Regions from separate parts of the Mus musculus genome. Here region 1 is linked to region 2. A link is a loop called in an ENCODE intact Hi-C map of the cell type or tissue named here. Cell type or tissue: gastrocnemius. All regions are shown on one strand. Each heading gives the region's core, and the rest is flanking DNA. Links, peaks and the distances in the headings are about the cores only.

Evidence for each region. Peaks named below come from ENCODE experiments on the same cell type or tissue, not always from the same donor. Only the 100,000 strongest peaks of a DNase experiment are listed, where the experiment ranks them.
Region 1: a loop joins it to region 2, with 5 times the contacts of the local background. A loop is called at or near these places in 22 of 42 quality-filtered maps.

Annotation. Positions count from the first base shown.
Region 1 is chr11:49,104,988-49,113,326 of GRCm38, reverse strand. Olfr1396 (olfactory receptor 1396) reads left to right here. Exons shown (of 1, transcript NM_146337.1): 1 at 1-550. The coding sequence ends at 550. Among named protein-coding and RNA genes, the nearest start is that of Olfr1396, 4.6 kb to the left of the region's middle. In gastrocnemius, for the core only: CTCF peaks have their summits at 4,390 (motif pointing right) and 7,338; DNase peaks (open chromatin) are centred at 501 and 4,370.
Region 2 is chr11:48,767,573-48,775,911 of GRCm38, reverse strand. No RefSeq gene overlaps it. Among named protein-coding and RNA genes, the nearest start is that of Gm36109, 28 kb to the left of the region's middle. In gastrocnemius, for the core only: CTCF peaks have their summits at 200 (motif pointing right), 1,019 (motif pointing right) and 4,033 (motif pointing left); DNase peaks (open chromatin) are centred at 223, 1,006 and 4,037; H3K4me3 peaks cover 630 bases.

The DNA.
Region 1 (8,339 bases), core at 321-8,320, 340 kb before region 2:
TCCTGTCCTCATGAATCAGAAGGTCTGTCTGCAGATCATTGGGAGCTCTTGGGCCTTTGGGATAGCAGATGGTCTGGTGCAGATGGTAGTGGTAATGACCTTCCCCTATTGTAGCTTGAGGGAGGTGGACCACTTCTTCTGTGAGATGCTCTCCTTGCTAAAGTTGGCCTGTGTGGACACATCCCTATTTGAGAAGATAGTGTTTTTTTGCTGTATCTTCATGCTGCTGTTTCCCTTCTCCATCATTGTAGCCTCTTATACCCGCATCCTAGGAACCGTACTCCATATGCACTCTGCTAAATCCCAGAAAAAGGCTCTGGCCACCTGTTCCTCCCACATGGCAGCTGTCTCTTTCTTCTATGGAGCAGCCATGTTCATCTACCTGAGACCAAGACAATACCGAACCCCAAGCCAGGACAAGATGGTGTCTATCTTCTACACAGTCCTTACTCCTATGCTCAACCCCCTCATTTATAGCTTGAGGAATCGCGATGTGATAGGAGCACTGCAGAAAGGGCTGGACCGATGCAGGGTTGGCAGCCAGCCCTGAGCTCTGGAGTTGGACTCTCTCTTATCATAGCTGTGTTATAGCCAGTAAATAATTTCCCATCTGTGTTTAATCACACAGTTTAATCATAAACAATGAGGTGCTTGACACCTGCTATCTTGGACAGAACTTTATAAACCCTAAACCAGTACTAACTGTATTTCTTGTGATAAATGGATTCCTCCCCCCCCCCCCTCAGTCTTTTGCAGATTTCTTTCTAAGTACGTTATAGAGGAAGGGAAAGCTCTGTTAACTCAAGCGCTGCAGTACCAGGGCATTGAGATGCTATCGTTTATCACTTAAAGCTGGAGTGTTTTCTTTACCAGAAGACTTAACCCTTCTCACTGATGTTCACAGAGTCTCTTAAGTTCCAGGCACCGAGGCCTGTATTACCATTTTTCTCTAATTTACATACTGGTCTTGCACATTATTTGTTTATAATGCTACCACTGTTCTGTTATTTATATTGTACAGCTCACCATTAATGGCAAAAGTGAAAAATCTTCCAGATGGCAGAAAGCAAGATTCTAGAATTCTTTTTAGAGATTTCTCGTCTTTGTACTGCGAAACCTTATTAAGGTTGCTTCAAGGAATAAAAATGGAACATTGTACTACTCAAGAGAAATAGGGTAAACATGGGAGTACTGGATGCACACGGTCCTATAATGATGGATGCACATGGTCCTATAGTAGATGCACACAGTCCTATAGCAAAAATGTGAGTGTCTATCACTTCTGTTTTTAATTGTTCTTGTCATTTTTCCTTTGCTTGAGGCTGAATCTAAACATAATGCTTAAGATAACCCCAATCATCTAGACACTGCAGGTCTCTTGTCTCATACTTTTGACTGTATAGACTAACCTGTTTTCCTCTTGAAGTTGAAGACCTCAGCAAAATTTGAACTTTTATTCAATGTTGTTTACATTCTGACTATAAATCGGACTCACATCCATTGTGCTGAGCCAGGCATCAGTTGTTTGTCCCCATTTGTAATAAAATCATTTTTTCCTGAAATTCCAATGATCTCTTTGAAAGCAGAGAGCAGTCGGGGGGTTGGGGTGGCGGGAGGGAGGGTTTTAAACTAAGTTCTGGAAGTTTTGCCCCAGGAAGGTGCTTGCTCAGTCTTAGGTTCTGCTCACGGAGAACAACAGCATTAATAAATATGATTCTTAAGAAGCGGGGTGGGTGAGATGGAAGAATGTCTGGGGGATGCTGAATTCAATCCGAGAGAGAGAGAGAGACAGAGAGAGAGACACACACACAGAGACACAGAGAGAAAGAGAGACAGAGAGAGAAAGACAGAGAGAGACACAGAGAGAACACAGATGGAGACAGACAGACAGACAGAAATACAGACAGACAGAAAGAGAGAGAGAGAGAGATGGAGAGAAACAGAGAAGGCAGAGAGACAGACAAAAGCATAGTGCTGCCATGGGGACAGGCTAGTAGACAGCCAGCTGAGTTAAATTCTCAAAACAGGCATTTTGTAGTGAACATGCTTATTTCAAAGAACCTTACAGGGGGACTTCCTTCCCTGGGAACCCTAATTGCCAAAAGAAATCTCCAAGGATTTGTGAAAATAGAAGCTGTGTGTCCTTGTAGCTGCCAGAATTTCCACTGTGTGGGCGTGCATAACTTAACTTTGCTGATGATCTCTTGCTGATGCCTGTTAGGTGGAGGCCAAACCAGCAAACTGATTTTAGTGTTTATAGTACTAAACATCTTTCTGGCTCCTCTTCTCTTCTTACCCCAAACATCTGCCTTGTCAAAATTTTAATCTGACCAGATTCTCTTCTTCCAGAAAGTGTTCCTGGTTAAACTCATGCACATTACATCTCCCTCGTATTTTGCAAGCATCAAACCATACATATTATGTACCAACCAGAACCCTTCATCCATAAGCACGAAACATGTAGAATTAATTCATCCCTCTCCCGAGAAAACAAGAATTATCACTAACAAGTTTTGGATACCTGTACGTGAAGGTGAGGATTTGTAGTCCCAGATACTTCTGGGGCAAAAGAGTTGCTTGATTCTACAGATTATTGAGACTCTTTCAGTAAATAAAAACAAAATTTTGAAAGATGTTCTGCTTTAAACTGGGTTTGGTGACAAATGTCTATCAATCTGGAACTCATGAAGTGGAATCAGAATGCTCAAAAACTTAGTATCATCCTCAGTTGCACTGCAAGTTCAAAGCCAACCTAGCATGTATAAGAAAAAGATTGGGCTGAGGACATAGCCCAGTTGATAGCCTGGGTAGAGTAGTACATGCCTATAATCCTAGCACTTGAGAGGTGGAGGCAGGAGGATTAGAAGTTCAGCACAGCTTTGAATACTTGTTTCAATTTAAAAATAAATAGTTTTTAAAAAAAAGCATTAAAAATATTTTTCTAACTTTCACCTAAGTCATAGTGATTTGGGGGTGTTCCTTTTTTCTGATCTTTTAGGGCATATACTATGTTTCCACTGCATTGCCTGGATGTACTGGTTGGTCTTGTGTGTCAAATTGCCACAAGCTGGAGTTATCACAGAGAAAAGAGCCTCCCTTGAGGAAATGCCTTCATGAGATCCAGCTGTAAGGCATTTTTCTCAATTATTGATCTAGGGTGGCCTCCCATTGTGGGTGATGCCATCCCTGGGTTGGCAGTCTTGGGTTCTGTAAGAAATCAAGCTAAGTAAGCCAGTAGATAGCATCCTTCCATGGCCTCTGCATCAGCTCCTGCTTCCTGACCTGCTTCCAGTCCTGACCTCCTTTGGTGATCAACAGCAATGTGGAAGTGTAAGCTGAATAAACCCTTTCCTCCCCAACTTGTTTCTTGGTCATGGTGTTTGTGCAGGAATAGAAACCCTAACTAAGACACTGAACAAAAGCCAGTTTGCTGTTATTATGTTTGCAGCACCCAGCACCTGGATATGCTACACAAAGGTCTACCATGAGTCTTAAACCCAGGATCTGGAAAAGCTGTACAAAGATTTACCATGAGCTGATAACTTAATTCCAAATCAGGTTTTCAATTGGCAGATATCTATTGATCAGCTACTATCCCCCAGACATTTGGGGAATTTGGGGTCACAAGAAACTTCCTTTTGTCCAGGCACACAACTCAATTAACTGGACAAAGTGTCTTATAAATTAAAAGCTATTGAAATAAAACAGACTCAGAAAGGGGAACATCATGGGTTTGTTTCTGTCTGCAAAAATGAAGGTTTTTTAAAAACAGGGTTGAGGAGGTTACTTGGAAAGAAAATGGAGACCAACAGGAAGAGGGAACAGGAGAGATGCACTCCCTGCTCTCTTGAAATGTCTAGCTTAGCCTTAATAGATCACAACACACACACACACACACACACACACAGAGAGAGAGAGAGAGAGAGAGAGAGAGAGAGAGAGAGAGAGAGATTGCACTACAGGTGCTAGGCAATCAACATGCCTGGTCATGAGGGAGATTCTGAGTCTAGGTTATTTATTATAGAAAAATATATTATCGTCTTGTTATGTGTTTGGGTGTTTTGCCTGCATGTAGGCCTATTCTTAAGAAAGGTGTTGGCTACAATCTGTCCTGCCTGCAAGACGTGCTGATGCAGTGATGGTGGTGAGAGTGGCCAACCATGACTGGTCCATGCCTCAAGAGGGAGCCTATGTCTGACACTGCCTGGATGGCCAGGAGCTAGAGGCAGGACAGTCCAGAGGCCCAGGATAGAACCAAACATGACTGGAGTGTGGGAGGGAGGTCAATGAAAAGATTTCTAATCATATTCTGCTATACTCATAGATTGGTACCTAGCCCAACAGTCATCAGAGAGGCATCAAGCACTTATGGCAGTAGCTGCAAAGCCCACAGCCAAACACTAGGTGGAGCCAGGACACCATTCAGTGTAAAAGTATTTTTTTTTTTTTTAGGTATTTTCCTCATTTACATTTTCAATGCTATCCCAAAAGTCCCCCATACCCACCTCCCCAATCCCCTACCCACCCACTCCCCCTTTTTGGCCCTGGGGTTCCCCTGTACTGGGGCATAGAAAGTTTGCAAGTCCAATGGGCCTCTCTTTGCAGTGATGGCCGACTAGGCCATCTTTTGATACATATGCAGCTAGAGACAAGAGCTCTGGGGGTACTGGTTAGTTCATAATGTTGTTCCACCTATAGGGTTGCAGTTCCCTTTAGCTCCTTGGGTAATTTCTCTAGCTCCTCCATTGGGGGCCGTGTGATCCATCCAATAGCTGACTGTGATCATCATCCACTTCTGTGTTTGCTAGGCCCCGGCGTGTTTCGCCATCTCTGAGGCTTATTGCCTCCATCTGCAAAACCTGAGCCTGGTCCTGGAAAGCTTCTAGCTTCCATACAATCTTACCTAGGCCTAGAATGTTTTTCAGCCTCTGAAACTTGCTGCTGAATAAGCTCACCCTTTCTTGTTCTTTCTGATCTCTGGCTGGCTGATTTCAACTCAGCTGTTCTGACTCAAACTTCAGTCCTTGCTGACTAATTCAGTGTGCTTCTTCCCTACTTCCTCCCCCCCCCCCCCCCCATACTCTCTGACTCTCCTAAATCGTTCTGCTTGACTTATAACTAATTCTAGCAATCTGTTCTAATCTTCTGGCTCCTCATTCTTGTCGGGGTCATGGGGCACGCAAATAACGAAGAAAGGACCGCCAAAGTCAGAAATAAACCAAAGGCAACTTTATTCACATCTGGGAAACACTTCTAACTGGACAGGGTCACAGTGAGGCTTGGGAGCTCACAAAAACAACCTTGAAGGGCAGGGGCAGTCTCCTTTGGAAGCATAAGCCCATAGGCAGATAGATGTTCAGGGGATAATAAAGAAGGAATTTATAAATTAGGGGTCAGTTCTCAGGCCCAGGGTGTAGCGGGTAGCAGGATGTTTGTACAGGCTCAGGGCTATTCTAAGACAACAGTCTTATCTCAACGTTTATGGGGCTAAGGCAGGCCAGGTGGTTTTACTGCAGCTGAAAAGAATGCAGTGCTTGGGGACATGCACTGAGATGGGGGCAGCAGACCAATGTCTGGAATTACTCTGGGCTCTTCAGTTCTGTCTTTACCTGGGTCTAGCTTGTTCTCTCTTCAACCTGTCTCTATAAAACTCTCCTGGTAAAACTCTCTCTCTCTCTCTCTCTCTCCCCCCCCCTCTCTCTCTCCTCATGAGAGCTGGGCATATATTATTCTGTCAAATCTTTCTCTGATTCATCACTTTTTCTGCCACTCAGTAAGACATGACTTTCAAACATGGCTGCTTCCTTCTACAAACTTTGGGATTAAAGGTGTGTCTGTATTCCAGCTAGAGGGATTAAAGGTGTGTGCTAAGATTCACAGTGTGATCAAATATCCTGCAACACTGTAGAAGACAGGTAGGGAGGATTGTAGATGCCAGAGAGGTCAAGAACACTATGAGAACTCAGCCTACTAATCAACTAAGCAAGGCTCTAAAGGACTCGCAGAAATAAAAGTGACAAACACGGACCCTGTATGGGTCTGAGCTAGGTCCTCTGCATATAGCTTGTGGTCGTGTAGCTTGGTGTTCTTGTGGGACTTCCAACAGTGAGTGAGAGTCTCTGACTTTCTCCTGCAGTTGGGACCTATTTCCTCCTACTGGGTTGCCATGTGCAGCCATGATATCAGGGTTTGTGCCCAGTCTTATTGCATCTTGTTGGGCCACATTTGATGGATATCCCTGGGGAGGTCGGGGGGGGGGGCTGGTTTTGTTGTTGTTATTCTGTTGGTTTGTTTTTTAAAGGGAAAAAGAGGAGTTGATCTTGGGGAAAGGGGAGGTGGGGGAGGTACTGGGATAAGCAGAGGGAGGGGAAACTGTGGAGGAAAGGTAATGTAAGAGAGAAGAATAAAAGGCTTCCATGTGGATGCTGGCAACTAAACCCAAGTTTTCCAGAAGAGCAACCAGTGCCCTTACCTGCTGAGCCATCTCTCCCCTCCCCCCATTAAGTGTGTGTAAACTAGACCAAGTATATCAACTCCTATGGTTCCTGATTCTTCAGTTTTCCTGTACTCTGATGCATTTTTTCCCTCTCCATTATTTGTTCATAATTTTCTAAGTTTGCAATCAGGGACACTAACATTAGTTATAAAAGTATTATGCCACTTATTTTATTTTCCTTAGCATATATACATTGTAAAAAGTGGGGTTTGTTGTGACCATTTCACACTGTCAAAAACTGTATATTTGTTGTGCTTTACTAAAACTAAGCAGGCAATTCCATGAGAGCAGATGTTTAACCTATCACATTCACACTTGTCCCATATTCCTGTCCTACCATAAGCCTGGAGGAATCTCTGCTCTTGGGAAGTAGAGGTCACAGGGTAAAACATTAGTCTTCCCAGACAGGATTGGTCAGTGAAAAGGTAGGCTTACACGTGTGGAACATGTCAAAAAATTAAAACTTTGACCATAAAGTTTATTGTGAAGTCTGGGACACTTTTGGGGTGAACACAATGGAGCAAGACTAGAGAAGGATGGCGGGCACAAAGGATGTGCACTCTGGTCCTGTACGCTATACCCTATGAGGGATGGCAGCCACAATGGGTGTAGACCTATGAAGCAAACCTCCTGACCAGATAGAAATAGGCCACAGGGTATGGGATGAATCCCAGACATTCATGAGTATGGATGCTGTGTTCCCTATTCCCTCTCTCTGGGTCAGTGAAGACCAAGGAGGGAGCTTGGGTCAGACGGAGCAGTTCTTCCCTGGCCCTCTCACCTAGTAAGAGCAAGTAGGGGAAGAGGAAAATGGTTATTTTAATGCTAGAACTCCCTCTAAAGGTAGGTTTTCTTCAGGACACCCAACCAAAGATAACTGAGAGTCATTTCCCAGTTATTCCATCCTAACTTCACAGTTTCTATGCCAAGCTGATGGTTCATTTTTCAGTTTCTATTTGTGAATTGGCACATCCTTTTCCTCCTATTGTCTGTCCTACTGTTGTTGGAGTGTTGGAGGAAAGGAGAAAGTGAGTCATTTCCCATTCTTTCTTTTCTTATTTATTTATTTATTTATTTATTTATTTATATGAGTACACTGTCATTGTCTTCAGACACACTAGAAGAGGGCATCAGATCCCATTACAGATGGTTGTGAGCCACCATGTGGTTGCCGAGAATTGAACTCAGGACCTCTGGAAGAGCAGTCAGTGTTCTTAACCACTGAGTCACCTCTCCAGCCCTTCTTAATGTCTTATTAATGTTTCCTTACCTTCTTTCTCTCTGTCTGTGAGACCATCCGTGGGTCCCTGAGTTGAAGTATTGTGTGCAGTAGGAAGGCAGTGAAAGTGGGGATCAAGAAAAGTGCTGTGCTGGGCGGTGGTTTTAATCCCAGCACTTGGGAGGCAGAGGCAGGTGGATTTCTGAGTTCGAGGCCAGCCTGGTCTACAGAGTGAGTTCCAGGACAGCCAGGGCTACACAGAGAAACCCTGTCTCAAAACAAACAAACAAACAAACAAACAAACAAAGTGCTGATATGGGACACAGAATATGTTGTCTCCAAAGAACAGTGTGGGGACGAAGCGGCTTCTTAATGCTCTCATCCAAAGGAAGCAAAACAAAACCACCGCCTAAACACCCAGCACACAGAGTTGAAACATGTGAGCCGAAACAAAAATTTTCACAAGGTTTTTCTGGATAATATAAATATTATTCAGCCAAAGAATATCTGCTGAGAACATAACAGTCACTTCGTTAAGAGCCTGGGATCAATATGGTATTCAAAAGCAGCATCAGGAAACATAAGTTCTAGTGAGGACCAGAAGTTAGCAAAATTTTGTAGACA
Region 2 (8,339 bases), core at 146-8,145:
GGTGGAGGCGCACGGTGTGAAATTCACAAAGAATCAATAAATCAAAAAAAGTTAAAAAACCAAACCAAAACAAACCAAAACAAAAAACCAAAAAAAAAAAAAAAAAAAAAATCCCCACAACGACATAGCAACAGCTGGTTGGGTTCAGGGTCTTGAGTAATTTTTGGAGTGGGAGAGTCAGCTTTCCAAATCTTTTCCTGCAGGTGGCAGTGTTGGGACGAGAATCAAATAGAACACCAGGACAAGAATACCTGTCCCAATTTCCTTTCCCCCGGGACCAGGGGAAGCAGTGTCGGAAGGGAGGGAGCTCTGTGGTGTTTCACTGTAAGGTTTTAAGGTATTTAGCGGTTCTGTTTTTCCTTTTAGTATCGCCATGGGCGATTGGATGAAGGATATGTCTTCCTTTACTGTTTCAGCAGTGACTTGAAATGACAGGAATTACTAGATACATTAACTTCAGACTGCAGAAATGCTTTAATTTTCAAAGTTCTCTCCTAGTTAAAGAAATTGCATGCTTGTATTTCCTCTCAAGAGGAGACTGCTTTTTCTGCAATTTGGATACCTTTAGGATCAATCTATATTTTCAAGGCAAAATCAATTAGGGAGAAAGGATTTGAATCAACCTTAGGCTGTGTCCTGCTGATTGACTGGCGTGTGTGAGTGTGTATGTGAGTGTGTGTGTGTGAGAGAGTGTGTAATGGTGCACACATGGAGGTCACGGGGAAACCTTCAGTAGTTAGTTCTTACCAACATGGGTCTCGGGGATCCACTGAGCTATCTCACAGGTCCAGCCTTGCATTCTTATTATATACGTGTGTATGTGGTGTATGTGTCGGTGTGTGTGTGTGTGTGTGTGTGTGTGTGTGTGTGTGTGTGTGTGCTTATGAGTGCTGATGCCTTCAGAGGTCAGAGGTGTTGGATCCCTGGAGCTGGATTTAACAAACTCAGGTCCTCTGAAGAGCTGTGAACCACTGAGAATCTTCCCAACGCCAGCTGAGCATTCTAAAATGAACCAGTAGGTGGCGCTCACTTATTTCGTATTTATATTAAATTAGCGTTCAATTGTGCCTGGCCTTCTGTGATACGGAGTTTTCATTGATAAAAACACTCTCTATGGCCCTAGTCAAATGTAACTCACGCTTTTGTATATAAAGGAAGGATCTGGGTTCCTTGCTTGTCAATGTAAACTTCTGGGTCCCACGGCTGTTGGGATCCACTAGGTCTTGCTAGTTCCAGAAATGTGCTGTTCAAGCGAGCACTTCCAGGTGATCACGTGGAACAGCACAGCGCAGAACTTTCTGAGTGAGGAATGCGGTTGTGGTGCCATGTTTTAAGATGGATTAATAGCCACTGCTTACTGGGACCTCATTATTTACTGAGCTCGGTGCTAGTGTTTTATTAACATGCAATTCTTCACACCATGAGGCAAATGTGTTGTTTTACCTCTTTACATGAGGAGAAAGTAAAGCACGCAGGCTTCAAGTAATTGTCACGGAGTCACGTAAATATTACAGCATGTAAATATTACCACTGTGATTTAAATTAGGTTTCCACAGTGGCTGGGTCTGCATTCTTAACAAATGCACAGATGGGCTTTGGGGTCTCTCCAGCTAATCCATTTCATGTGTGAAAAGGTCTTAAGGCTCTGTGGAGTGAGCCAAGCTTCAGGCCAGGTTTCTTTTCTTTCTTTTTTTTTTTTTTAAAGAAAGAAGGGGTGGGGTCAACCCCTTTAATCCATCAGGCCTTTGTTTTGTTTGTTTTTTTTTTTTTTTAGATTTATTTATTTATTATATGTAAGTACACTGTAGCTGTCTTCAGACACTCCAGAAGAGGGAGTTAGATCTTGTTACAGATGGTTGTGAGCCACCATGTGGTTGCTGGGATTTGAACTCTGGACCTTCGGAAGAGCAGTCAGGTGCTCTTACCCACTGAGCCACCTCACCAGCCCCCCAGGCCAGATTTCTTCAGGGGCCTGAGCTACACAGTACGGAGTCACAGCAATAACACTGGAGAAGGGGACGGCAGCCTTTATTCCAGCCCTTGTATATTCTTTACCAGAAGTATGAGACAGCGCCTGTCTCCCTACCAATTTTGTTATAGAAAGCAAGGTTCGGAGCCTAGAGTGTTCTCTGAGTACAGTCTTCTGAATGACTTGGAGAGTTAGGCTTGGAGCTGCATGGCTGCCTGTGACGCCAGCTCAGGAGTCTGAGGTCAGCTTGGACTGGACAGGACGACTCTCACTCAAATTTACCCTATTCCCTGACCTAGTCAGGCCGTCCAGTATTGGGGCTCAGGAGACTTCCACTTTAACAAATGCCCCAATGATCCGTCTCCATGTTGGAGAAATGGTGGACCAGAGGCACTCCGTGTTGTCAGCACAGACACAGACACCATGGGCTTGAGCTTTGGAGGTCTGTCTTCCCCTGGTGAGTGCCTCAACTGGGAGTTACGTGATGAAAACACAGCTTCAAGCAGGAGCTGTAAACAGACAAGGAACAGGAAAGAGCTCCTGTGTGTGTGTGTGTGTGTATGTGTGTGTATATGTGTGTGTGTATGTGTGTGTGTATGTGTGTGTGCATGTGTGTGTGTATGTGTGTGTATATGTGTGTGTGTATGTGTGTGTGTATGTGTGTGTGTGTATGTGTGTGTGTATGTGTGTGTGTGTGTGTGTGTGTGTGTGAGAGAGAGAGAGAGAGACAGAGACTCTTGCTTGCTGAAGAACTGATACCTGTTAAGCATGTAGCCCAGGCTATATGACCTCTCCAGGGCGGGGTTACAGATTCGCACCAAGTACCTGGCTTGAGCACTTTTTAATGTAAGAGACTGTTGCGGATCCCACTTTCAGTTTAACTTTACATGCTCAGGAACTAAAACCTATTATTCTTTAAAACAATCTTCAAATACTTCTTTCATTTTCAGAGTGATGATAGACTTAAACTTGTTGCTAAGTGGATCACATTGAGGAAGTGTTAGCATTTCCTCTAGGCTCTGCCCAACAGTGACCTGCAGTTAACTGCTAGAAACAGACAGGTACAAGCTAGCCATTGAGCTTATAAAATGGACGTTTCTCTCCTCCCTCCCCCTTTCCCTCTCCCTTTCCCTCTCCTTCCTCTCTCTGTGTCCCTGGCTGGTCTCTTCCCCTCTTTATCTCTTCCTCTCGCCTCTCTCTTTCTGTCCTTCTCTGCCCTCCTCCCTCCTCTCCCTCTACCCCCTTCCCAGGATCCAAATAAACTCCCTTTTATATTAGGCTTGACATATGACTGTTCAGGGTGACACCTTGGTAGGGCCCAGCAAGGACCTCCCTCCCTGACCCCTCAGGCTGCTGGTTTATAATATACAACAGGAAGCATGTTAGAAAGCTCAGTAATGATTATCTAGTGAACATGCCCCCAAAGTCCTTCCAGATAAAAAGGATATTCACAGCAACCCAAAGAGCCCTTCCTGATCTCACTCAGTTATGACTCCTTTCCCACTCCTCAAATGTAACTGTTGCTGTTGTTGTTATTGAGACAGGATCTCAATGTAACTCTGGTTATTCTGGATCTTTCTATGTAGACAAGGTCTGCCTGGAACTCATTGAGACTTTTCTGCCTCCAGCTTGTTGGGATTAAATAAATGTACAACATGCCACACTGTACCTCGTATGTTAATCTCTAATAGAAGGTGATTTAAAAAAAGATAGGCAGCTTTTGTTTTGTTCAACTTCATATAATTCTTTGGGCCCCCATTATATGCCTGCTGCTGGGAATATAGAGTGAAAACTCTCTCTGCCCAGTGGAGTCCGTTATTGACAGGAAAGGCAAGACTGAAAATCAGTCGTAAAAAGTGGTGATTGTGCTGTGTGCTACAAACTTGGAAGGACAGGAGGCTGGGCACAGTTGTTTCCTTAAAGAGGTACAAAGAGGGCTGGAGAGATGGCTCAGTAGTTAAGAGCACATACTGCTCTTGCAAAGGACCAGTATTTAGTTTCTAAATCTCACATCTGGTGGCTCCTAACCACTTGCAACTCTAGGTCTAAGAGGATCCACTGCCCTCTGCTGGCCTCCGTGGGCACTGCCCCATAATTAAAAAAAAACAAAACAAAAAACCAAACATCTTTAAAATAGCAAGAGACACAATGAGAGTAAAAGAGTAAAGACGAATATAGGACCCAATAAAGAGCTATATCCACTTAAAGGGACTTGTTTTTATAGTATGAACAACAGTGTGGGGCATTGGGCTATTCACAGACAGGCTGGTCTCCAGTTGAGCTGAGATCTGAACCCCGGAATGGTGATAATTCATCTACATGACACAGTGGGCATTCCCTCATGCTCCTGGAACTCTGGCTCCTGCCCAAGGTACCACCCCCCACAGCCCCCACAAGAGAAGCATGACTAGAAGTCACGTATGCAATGGCCCAAGCTTCTGACCTTCAGGCTAAACTCCTCTCCAGTTACCTAGCAACAGTAAAATAAGACAGCATACTTTAAAAGGGGCTGTTTGGCCTCTCCTTGCTCTCTCACTTCTCTCACTCCTCTCTTCTCTCTCTTTGTCTTCTTTCCTCTCTCACTCCTCTCTCTTCTCTTTTTGTCTTCTCCTCTCCTCTCCTCTCCTCTCCTCTCCTCTCCTCTCCTCTCCTCTCCTCTCACTCTTACTCTCTCTCTCTAGCCTTTCCCCCTCTCTCTTTTCTACCTTCTCTCTTTTTCCCTGCCTTTCTATAAAAGAGCTCTAAAACCTTAGAGTGTCTCTGCTCATCAAGGCCCACTGAGCTTGGAGGATGGGACAGGCTTTCTCCTAATGAGCCATTTCTAATCTCCCATTAGAAGGCCTTCCTGTGCTCCAGTTAGATCCACTGCACTCACTCTTGCCGGTGTGGGAACCTCTCATCTCTCTTCCATGTCTCCCATAACCCCGGGGCTTTAGAGAGTAGCTCTGGGGCTCCCAGGTTGGGCAGCCCCTTGTCCACCCCCTGAAGAGTGGGTCAGAGGCTTGGATGCCCACCCGGGGTTGAGTGGAAAGAGTCTGGCAGCCCTCCCACCACACCTGCCTGTCCAGAGCAAAAGTGGAACTCTGGCGGGGCGTGGGCCTTTTCCTCCCTCTCTTTTCCAGGGCCCCCTTTTTAGTTCCCACACAACAGGACCATGTTACTCCTCCACAAAGGTAGTATGGTATACACATGACCTTTGGAGAGGACTGGGCTTAAACGATCCATATAGTGGTCTGGCTAAGTCCAAGTGGAAAGACATGTGACATGTCCTGCAGACATTATAAAATAAAGCGGATCTGTTTATCTCTAAATGATGAAGGAAAATTAGATATTTTCCATGCATTTTGTCTTAATTAGCAGAAAGGTTGGGACAACAACTTTAGCTTATTAAAAGGGATTTCATTTACACTTGTGGTTTTAAAACAGGAAATGTTTTTGGAGTTCAGTGAGTATCCAGACAGATTTCAAAGCAGGAGAAGGTGACACTAGGTGACATTAACAGTTTTTTTTTTTAAAGATTTGTTTATTTATTATATATAAGCACACTGTAGTTGTCTTCAGACACTCCAGAAGAGGGCATCAGATCTCATTAAAGATGGTTGTGAGCCACCATGTGGTTGGTGGGATTTGAACTCATGACCTCTGGAAGAGCAGTCAGTGAGCACTCTTAACTACTGAGCCACCTCTCCAGCCAACATTAACAAATTTTGGGGTGAGCTTCTGAACTTGGCCCATATATATATTTGGTTTTTCGAGACAGGGTTTCTCTGTATAGCCCTGGCTGTCCTGGAACTCACTTTGTAGACCAGGCTGGCCTTGAACTCAGAAATCCGCCTGCCTCTGCCTCCCAAGTGCTGGGATTAAAGGCATGGGCCATCACGCCCAGCTGGTCATTTATATTTTTATGAACATCTACACTTTTTTTTTCCCTTCTAAGATAGGGTCTCCTGGAGTCCAGGCTGGCTTTGAACTCATTATGTAGCCAAGGATGACCTTGAACTTCTGCCCTTCCTGCCTCTTCCCACTGTGCTAGAATTCTAGGTGTGTGTTACTGCACTTGGTCTGTGTGGTGCTAGGATTGCGCCCAGGGCTTTGTGCTTGCCAGGCAAACTCTATCAATTAAACTTCACCCCAGCCCCAGGCAGTATTCTTACACTAGCCTACTATGAATCCCTTAAATGTATAATTTAGAATATGTCGGTTATAATGTTGTAGGTTCATTTGAACGAAAGAGGAAATATTGGTGGGTGAACTATACTTGTGCACTAAAATAAAGCGTTTTAAATATTTTTCCATTAGAAACTTGAATGAATGATCATCTTTCACTTATGGCCTAAGAAGACTCATAAAAAATTCACTTTGGAAAGCAGGGGATGACAATATTACTGTCAAAGAAAGTAGAATTTAAGGAAAGAGAGTCACATGAATCCAAGAGTGTTCTTTAATGTACACGAGGAAGAACAGATTCTGGAGCTAATTTGAGAAAATGTCTAAACCCCTTGAAGATCAGCTTCATAAATCCTGAGAGTCCGAGGTGCGCTCAAGGGTAGGGACTGCTGATGTTGACCACGTAAGCCTTGCTTGCCATGGTACCTCCCTCACCTCTCTCCAAAACCCATGCTCTTTGCAGTGTGACTCTGCAGGGTGAGGCTCTGAACCTACATTGATTTTTGTGGCGTCTTTAGCAAACAAAATGTATTACAGATGATTATTGCTCGTTCCCAGCCAAGGCAAGACTGAGAAAATAGGCATCATTGGCTAAAAGTGAACAGTCACTTTTGTTATGTTTACTTCCTTATTTTGTGTAAAAGTATGTGGGCATGTGTTTATGTGTGTGTGTATGTATGTGTGTGTGTGAGTGTGTGTGTGTGTGAGAGAGAGAGAGAGAGACAGAGAGAGAGAGAGAGAGACAGAGAGAGAGAGACAGAGAGAGAGAGACAGACACAGAGACAGACACAGACAGACACAGAGACAGAGAGGCAGAGATGGTGGAGAGAGACAGAGATGGAGAGAGACAGAGCCACAGGCAGAGACAGAGAGGCAGAGGACAGCTGTTTGGAGTTGGTGCTTTCCTTCCACCACATGAGTTCGAAGGATTGAACTCAGGTCATCGGGCTTGGCAGCAAGTGCCTTAACCCACTGAGCCATCTTGCTGGCTCAACAGTCACTCTTTTGGTCAAAATAAAGAGATGTTTGGCACTTTATGGGTAGCACAATAACCTTACAGTTGTCTGCTTAGACAAAATTATAATGTGACTAACGTCATCTTATTTATTTGTTGTTTAATTATCTATCTATCTATCTATCTATCTATCTATCTATCTATCTATCATCTGTCTTCTCTCTCTCTGAGGTCTCTTGAAGCTCAGAATGGCCTCAAGCTTTCCATGTGGTTGTGGAGGACTTTGAACCCCTGATCTTCCTGCTTTCACTTCCCAAGTGCCGGGATTGCAGGCTGCCACCACCATAACTGTGTGCTTCATCTCTTTTAGTTGTTTGACGTTGTCTTTCTGAGACTTTTTTTTTTAAGATTTATTTATTTTATGTATGTGAGTACATTGTAGTTGTACAGAGAGCTGTGAGCCTTCATGTGGTTGTTGGGAATTGAATTTTAGGACCTCTGCTGTCTCTGGTCAACTCGTCTTGCTCAGTCTCTGTTCGCGCTGGTTCAAAGACTTATTTATTATTATACATAAGTACACTGTAGCTGTCTTCTGACACACTAGAAGAGGGCATCAGATCTCATTACGGATGGTTGTGAGCCACCATGTGGTTTCAGGAATTTGAACTCAGGACCTTCAGAAGAGCAGTCTATGCTCTTGTCCACTGAGCCATCTCACCAGCCCCTGAGATGGTTTTTGTCCAACAGAGAACTTCACGGCTGTGCTTGTGAACACCTGGGCAGCTCCCAAATGCCAGGGTCTTCTTTCTCCCACCTTTCATGTACAGGTTAGGGGACCTGCAGGGTATTGGTGAGAAAGCTGATTTGTTTTATCTGCCATGGGTATAATCATACTTGCTGTCTGTCTGGTGTTTTCCACTAGGGTCAGGCAATGCCTAATATTCACTATTTTTTTTTAACCATACAATTTTTATTGATTATTTGGAATTTCACATAATCTATCCCCATCATCCTTGTTTCCCAGTCTTCCCAGGTCTGCCGATCCCCACCCTTGTGACTCCTCCCCCAACCCCTCCACAAAAAACCCCAAGTCTGATTTGTGTTGTTGATATAGTCACTGGAGCGTGGTCAAACCAATGTGGCAGCCAGCTCCTTAAAGAAAAATGAGTCTCTGCCAGTAACCGTCTATGGTGACTCGAGTTACACTTCAGCATCCTCATCACAACTTTTAAGAGTTCTCTTCAACAG